3 separate regions of the Homo sapiens genome follow, and all the other regions are linked to region 3. Evidence: read pairs that join two places in POLR2A ChIA-PET (ENCODE). Cell type or tissue: GM12878. All regions are shown on one strand. Region 1 has its middle 32 kb from the start of LINC01315. Region 2 overlaps TCF20 (transcription factor 20). Region 3 holds the start of LOC101927344 (a long non-coding RNA gene).

Evidence for each region. ChIA-PET counts read pairs that join two places held together with the same protein. Peaks named below come from ENCODE experiments on the same cell type or tissue, not always from the same donor. Only the 100,000 strongest peaks of a DNase experiment are listed, where the experiment ranks them.
Region 1: POLR2A ChIA-PET joins it to region 3 with 6 read pairs; 5 of 35 experiments call an interaction of 5 or more read pairs at or near these places.
Region 2: POLR2A ChIA-PET joins it to region 3 with 6 read pairs; 4 of 35 experiments call an interaction of 5 or more read pairs at or near these places.

Annotation. Positions count from the first base shown.
Region 1 is chr22:42,335,739-42,338,238 of GRCh38, forward strand. It overlaps a transcript of TCF20 not described here. Among named protein-coding and RNA genes, the nearest start is that of LINC01315, 32 kb to the right of the region's middle. In GM12878, no CTCF peak of the experiment used is centred here; no DNase peak of the experiment used is centred here.
Region 2 is chr22:42,205,614-42,208,113 of GRCh38, forward strand. All of the region lies in intron 2 of TCF20 (transcription factor 20), which reads right to left. Among named protein-coding and RNA genes, the nearest start is that of TCF20, 64 kb to the right of the region's middle. In GM12878, no CTCF peak of the experiment used is centred here; no DNase peak of the experiment used is centred here.
Region 3 is chr22:42,437,107-42,439,606 of GRCh38, forward strand. LOC101927344 (a long non-coding RNA gene) reads left to right here and starts at 1,061. Exons shown (of 6, transcript NR_188414.1): 1 at 1,061-1,226. It also overlaps a transcript of NFAM1 not described here. RefSeq lists enhancers at 256-355, 1,096-1,145, 1,109-1,610. In GM12878, a CTCF peak has its summit at 553 (motif pointing left); DNase peaks (open chromatin) are centred at 555 and 1,115; H3K4me3 peaks cover 2,291 bases; H3K27ac peaks cover 2,241 bases.

The DNA of each region.
Region 1 (2,500 bases), 100 kb before region 3:
AAGCACAGGACGTGAGACTAGGGAGCCAGTAGGGTGGCAAGGGGGTGACAGGGAGCCCTTCAGGGTGCCAGCTCTGGGGTGGGGGTGCCCCAGCACTCAGATCACGCCCCCAGCCCTGCCCAAACCAGCAACGAGCCTGGCCCCTAGCCCAACTTTACCCCCGAGGCCACCTGTGGTGGGCAACCAAATCTGGGGGCCAGCCATCACTCCTCCTCTGCCCAGACACCAGGAATACAGTCCTGGCACCCACCCACAGGTCTGGGAGCCAACCTGCCACCATGCAGGCTGCAACCTGTGACCTTGGCCCCATTAGCGTGGCCTCCTCCAGTCAAGCAAACCAGCTGGCGCCAAAAAACAGAGCAGGTTGGGTGAACTCCTCATTGCAGAGGATGGCACGGCTGCAGGCAGCAGGAGACATCACTTACACGCTCCAGCCGGGATCTGTTGGGGAGGGGTGGTGGTGGCAAGAACTGGGTGTGTCCAGGGCAGCAAACAGCTCTCACACCCAGGCTGGACTGACCTGGCATGGCTCGGGTAGCTAGGTTGGAAAACCCACCCCAGACAGCCTCTCTCTCTCCAGGCCTCAGGCTGGGCCTCGGCTCCCGCCCCCTCTCCCCTTGGATGACCTCAGCTCTGGATGCCCCCGGAGCACTCCAGCCAGAGGTTCCCTGCTCAGGCCTGCTTCAGGCATCCCTTCTCCTGCATGCATCCCAGGCATCCTATCTGGGCTCTTCCCTCCCCCACCTCCCCATGCCACGTGGACTCTCCCAGCTCCAGCCCCACTGCCATCTCCCTCCTTCACCCGTCTCTGCCTCCAAACCTGCTACTGAGACCCTCTAAAGGGTGCCCGCCACCTTTAGAATAAAATCCCAGGCATCTCCTGGCCCTACTGGCCCACATGGCACAGTCTGGCCCCTAAACCCCCTCCACACACACACCTATCCACCATACTCCAGCCACAATGGCCTCCTTTCTGCCCCACACCCAGACAAACTCAGACCTGCCACAGGGCCTTTGCACGGGCCCCTGACTAGGGTGCTCTTCCCCCTGACCTCCCTCACGACTGGTACTCCTCGCTCTTCAGGCCTCAACTCAAACATTTCCTCTTGCAGAGACCTCTCCAGAGGACCCTGGCCAGCGGTATCCACATGTGCACCCCACCCTGATCATCACCACACAGCACAGAACTGCTTCCCATAGCCACGTATCTTCTTCCTTGCTCACTGTCTGTCTCCCCATCAGCCTGGGAGTTGCACAACACAGTGGCTGTGCGTGAAGAGTCACTGCTGTGCCCTCGGGCCTGGCACACAGCACTCCACACATCTGTTCACTGAATGAGTGCATGGAGTCCTGGTCTCCATGGCGCAGTCAGATCTGACCACATCAGGGGCTCCTGGGCCCTCCAGATGCTGCTGCCTCATGTCCAAGGCCCCTGTGGTCTAGCCCTGACACTGGGGTGCCTCCTGTCACTGATTCCCAAACCCACGCTGCCATCATGCCCTCCCTGCCACTCCTCTCCCCCTTATCCTCTCCCTGGCACCTCCTCTGACCTGCCCAAGCCCATACCTCCCCCTCCTGCCTGTCCCTCCCCCAGTCTTCAGTACCTTCAGCTCCCATCCCTGCTCACCCTTGCATTCACAGCCTGGCATCAGCTTCCCATTCCCCACCTTCCTGCCTGTCACTTCTGCTTACAAGCCCTGGTGCCACTGCCAATGCTTGGTGTCCCCCTCATCCTGTGCTTTTGTACCTCCAAGCCTTTGACCACTGCTATTCCCTCTGCCTAAGGGCTCTTCCCCCTCTTCTCAGCTGGATGAGCTCTTATTCATCCTGCAAGACCCAACTCAAAATGTCTCCTCTTTTGTAAAATCCTGCCTGATCCTTCTCCTGCATCAGTCAGGACATTACTGGTTGCAAGAGAAAGAAACACAACTCAAAATAGCTTGAGCAAAAAAGAGAACATGTTGATTTATATAACTAAATATTCCAGGGGTAGTTTCAGGCATTCTGGATCCAGAGGCCCAAATTAAGTCACCTATCCATCCACATCTGGGCTCTGCCTCCTTCCATGTGATGACCTTATCCGCAATCCTCCATCCTAAATGCAGCTGTGGAAGAGGGTGGCCGGTGGCCTCATATTCACACCCTTCAGTTTCAACAATCACAGCTGAGTCCAAATCCAGAATGGGCCTGGGAGGGGGTCTCAGGCCCTGCATACTCAACCTTCAGTCACAGTTCCAGGGAAGCCTTTGACGGGCTCAGATGGGCCACATGCCCCTTTCTCCACCAGTCACTGTGGCCAGAGGGAGGGGGTACTGGGCCCCACCTGGGTCCAGTGGGGGCATGCGTCCCAGGAAGAAAACCCTCTGGGCCCAGGTCCTACTCTGTACACAACTCCCGCCTCGGTCTCCACGCGTCCCCTGAGATCCCCCACCGCCCTGGATGTTCACGGTTCTGCAGCATGAGAAATCCCCTCGCAGCTGGGTCCCCAGTGCCCGCTCCG
Region 2 (2,500 bases), 230 kb before region 3:
ACATCATCTGTCAAATTAAATAAAAGGCAAGTTAGTGTAATTTTAATTTGTCCTTGAGTGCACTGAGAAAAGTAGAATAAAAGCTAGGTAAATAAAAGCTAGAAACGGATCTTATAGTGATAGTGGTACATCAGCTCAAAGAGACAACAAGCCTAACTTTTTTCTTATTTTTTTTAGAGATTGAATCCCACTCAGTCGCCCAGGCTAGAGTGCAGTGGCACCATCTTGGCTCACTGCAACCTCCGTCTCCTAGGCTCAAGCCATTCTCCTGCCTCAGCCTCCCGAGTAGCTGGGATTACAGGTGCCTGTCACCATGTCCAGCTAATTTTTGCATATTTTTAGTAGACACGGGGTTTGACCATGTTGGCCAGGCTGGTCTTGAACTCCTGACCTCAGGCGATCTGCCCACCTCGGCCTCCCAAAGTGCTGGGACTACAGGCGTGAGCCATCATGCTCGGCCCAAGACCTGAATTGAGACACAGGATCTAGAGATTTGCTGGGGAAGATTTAGCCTGATTACTGATTATCAATTATTGCTATAGAACACCTAAAAGTTTACACAAAAAAACTGGGCTGAGATATGTTAATAATAAATGTTGAAATAACGAAAACACTGTCAGATGGTCACATACACATATGCACATCAAAAAGCAATAAACAGGCTGGGCGCAGTGACCCACACCTGTAATCCCAACACTCTAGGAGGTCAAGGCAGATGGATGATCTGAGGTCAGGAGTTCCAGACCAGCCTGGCCAACATGGTGAAACCCCACAACAAAGTGAGATTCTGTCTCAAAAAACAAACAACAAAAAACCCACCAAATACTGTGACTTTCCAAGGAAAGTTGGGAAGCAAGAACTCAACTTTGACAAGAGGATGATTAACGGATTATTTTGAGCGCTCAAATTTGACTAAAGAATTTTGTACTTGAGGGTCTTAAATGTTACATCCTCCTAGGATCTTTGCATTTTAAAATGTCATTGTGTATAAACTTCTTAGGGGAAGTGAATCTTCTACCTCAAACTTGGAGTTTCACCGTGATGTTAATAATGGAGACAGGGAAGGAGGCACAAAGAAAAGACCGTAATTGGGAGATAGGGGACATGATAAGAGTAAAGGGCAAGCTCCTTGCATGACTGAATTAAAATGTTCTAATTTCAAATATATATTTCACATTCAATATAATTTTTACTATAGTCTATGGGCACTTCTTTTTGCCAGAAGGTTATAAATAATATGGTAGACTACTAAACATACAGTTGTACATCCATCTGATCCCTTCCCACGAAAAAGTGGATAAACTTGCAAGATAAACTCATGACACCATGAGCAATGGGAAGCTGGAAACATGAGAGATGAAGTGAGTGACAGTGATTCTGTGCACTGCAAGGAAGCAGACAGTAATGATGAGTGCAGTGGAGGAGCCCCCAGAAAGCCAGCCACTTTAGGGCACAGAGCTTGGGGAGGCCTCAGTAAGTGGGGGTGCAACATGGGGCTGAAAAATAGAGCATTAGCCCAAAGTTTCTAAGAGGAGTTAGATCCTTAACCCAGTTCAACCAGGTAACTGTTCTCATCCACTGAAAACAGGCGGGAGATTGTCAAAGTCCGCGCACTGAATCATGAGCCCATATCCCCACCCACACAACCCTACCATCCTCTTCTCCACTTGGCTTTTAGGACGCTGGCAGCCAAGCTTGCATCTCTAGACAGGAAATCTCAAGATTTTTCTCTGGAACAAAAAAAAAAATGTTTTTTTTTCCTCTGGGAAAACTCAACTCAGAAAAAAGACCCATATGCTGGCTGGCTGCCTTATTATTCTACGGAGAGGACTACAGGCTAGCAAGCCTGGCCCATACTGTAACAGAGAGCTTCAAGTCATTTTTTAAAACATCTCTTTCTCTCTTAAAAATATAAATCAAGGCTGGGTGCAGTGGCTCAAGCCTGTAATCCCAGCACTTTGGGAGGCCGAGGTGGGCGGATCACCTGAGGTCAGGAGCTCGAGACCAGACTGACCAACGTGGAGAAACCTCATGTCTTCTAAAAATACAAAATTAGCTGTGCATGGTGGCGCATGCCTCTAATCCCAGCTACTCAGGAGGCTGAGGCAAGAGAATCGCTTGAACCTGGGAAGCGGAGGTTGCGGTGAGCTGAGATTGCGCCATTGCACTCCAGCCTGGGCAACAAGAGCGAAACCCCATCTCAATAAAGAAAAAAAAATCAAGACATCTGAAGAACCTCTAACAAGAAAGAGAAAATAGGAAACAGACAAAGATTTTTAAAAATTATAGTACAGGCCAAGTGTAGTGGCTCACGCCTGTAATTCCAGCACTTTGGAAGGCTGACGTGGGAGGATTGCTTAAGCTCAGGTGGTGAGACCAGCCTGCCTGGGCAACAAAGTGAGATGCTGTCTCTACAAAAAGTAAAAAACTTAGCCAGGTGTACTGGCATGCACCTGTGGTCCAGCTACTTGGGAGGATCCCTTGAGCCCAGTGGTTGGAG
Region 3 (2,500 bases):
AAAAAACAAAGGTGGCATGATTTTTTCTTTTTGTCTTTTTTTTTTTTTTTTTCTGAGATGGAGTCTCGCTCCGTCACCCAGGCTGGAGTGCAGTGGTGCGATCTTGGCTCACTGCAACCTCCTCCTCCCAGGTTCAAGTGATTCTCCTGTCTCAGCCTCCCAAGCAGCTGGGATTAAAGGCACCCACCACCACACCCGGCTATGTTTGTATTTTTTAGTAGAGACGGGGTTTTACCATGTTGGCCAGGCTGGTCTCGAACTCCTGGCCTCAAGTGATCTGCCCGCCTCGGTCTCCCAAAGTGCTGGGATTACAGGTGTGACCTACCATACCCGGCCACAATTTTCAACATTTATTCCACGTCCACCATGTGCCAAGGTTCTGGGAGGCTCGGGCCCTTGACACAACCATGTCCCTGAAAGAGACGAGCACAGAACCAGGAGGCCCTCAGACAACAGACGCCAGAGCCACCAAGTCCCCCACTAACGGTGCCACCCACTTCCCCTCCTGGCCACGCAGGACGGCCCCAGGGTTGGCCTGTGCTGATGGTGCCACCTGGTGGTAGACATGGGAACGCCCTCACCTGAGATTTCCTCTCCGTGACCCTTCTTCCCCCTCTAGGGGTCCTGGGCTGCCCTGAGGCCACCGCCTAGCAAGATCAAGATAGGGCTTGAGCGGCAGTGGGATAGGGCAGTGGGGGTTCCGGGGGGGTCCGGTGCAGGCAGAACCAAGAGTGTGCCGGCGGAGGGCTGTCGGTACAGGGTGCAGGGCGTGGCGGCTGCAGGACCTCAGCTTGCCTCTTTAAATCCCTTCCTGGGCACCGCGGTGGCCCGGCCCTTTCCCCTCGTGCTGTTTCTGCTGGAAACGCCGCACAGTCTCCTCGGGGGCAGCCGCCAGCGGAAACGGTTATTGGCCGCCAGGCAAGCCAGTCCCATCCTTCCCAGCAACTGGGACTTTCCGGGCAGGGCTCCCCAGCGCGGGTTCAGCTAATTAAGGAAGCAATTAGCCTCCCCTGAGGCTATTCATGCTTCCTCACCCACAGTTCTCAGGTTCTGTGAGACCAGAGCCTCAGTCTCCCGTGAGCAGAGGGTGTGTGTGTGGCTGCCACTATTCTGCAGACACGCTGGCTCCACCCCAGAGAGTTGCAGGGCCAGGAAATCTGCATTTAAACAGACCCTGGCTCTCACACTTCGGAAACTGCCCGAAGCACCTCTCAAATATGGGACAGGTTTGATACTCCCTCCCCCTCTCCGTTCCCCCGCTTCTCCCTTCTTCGCCCTCCTTCCCACTTCCTCCCTCCTCCCCGCCCCTTCTGCCCCCCACCTGCCCTCCCTCCCTCCCTTCCATCCTTCCTCCTCCTCCCGGCAACCTTTCTCCCTTCCCCACTCCCTCCCCTCTCCCTCCTCCTTGTAGGGACAGCGCCGCGTCCTGGGAAGGGCAGGGGCTCTGGCGTGAGCTCAGTTTGCATCCCAGCCTTGTCTCCTCAGGCGTTGAAGTGGGGGGCAGTTTCTGCATCCACAAAATGGGGATGAAATACCCACTTTGTCAGGGTTTAGTGAAGAACAATGGAAGTAAACGAAGTGAGAGCACTCTGCAAACAGTGAGATGTTGATAGAAAAGTAGTTTTAGGCCAGGCGAGGTGGCTCACGCCTGTAATCCCAGCACTTTGGGAGGCTGTGGCGGGTGGATCACCTGAGGTCAGGAGTTTGAGACCAGCCTGACCAACATGGAGAAACACCGTCTCCACTAAAAATACAAAATTAGCCGGGCATGGTGGCGCACGCCTGTAATCCTAGCTACTCGGGAGGCTGAGGCAGGAGAATCGCTTGAACCCGGGAGGTGGAGGTTGCAGTGAGCCGAGATTGCGCCATTGCACTCCAGACTGGGCAGCAAGAGCAAAACTCTGTCTCACAAAAAAAAAAAAAAAAAAAAAGAAGCTTCCAGGAGTAGACAGGAGGGCTCGCAGGAGGGACTGGGGTGTTCCTTCCAGGCTGAGAGGCTGAGGCTGGAGAGAGACGCAGGGGAAGTGGAATGAGAAGGCCTCCCTCCTCCCCTAGGCCTCCTCTGATGAAAACTACCTTCTCTCTCCAGCATCCACAGTCAGATGCATAAAACCATTTATTTTTTCTGTTCAGAAATTACTGGTATTGCAACTAGTATTGATTTTTACTGTTTTCATTTCACATGTACAGATTTTCAGCTGCATTCAGAGTTCAGCAGCTTTCGGGCGGTTCCTGGAAGCCCGACGTCATTTATAATCCGGTTTCTGAGTGGGAACGGCTTTCTCTGGGAGACAGCTCCTTGGGAAGTTAGAGACTTCCTGCACTTATTGGACTCGAACATCCATTCTGTACAAAATGCCCCGCAACACTGAGGAGATGCTGTTTTGTTTTTGTTTGTTTGTTTGTTTTTTCGAGACGGAGTTTTACTCCTGTTGCCCAGACTGGAGTGCAATGGTGCGATCTTGGCTCACTGCAACCTCCGCCTCCCGGGTTCAAGTGA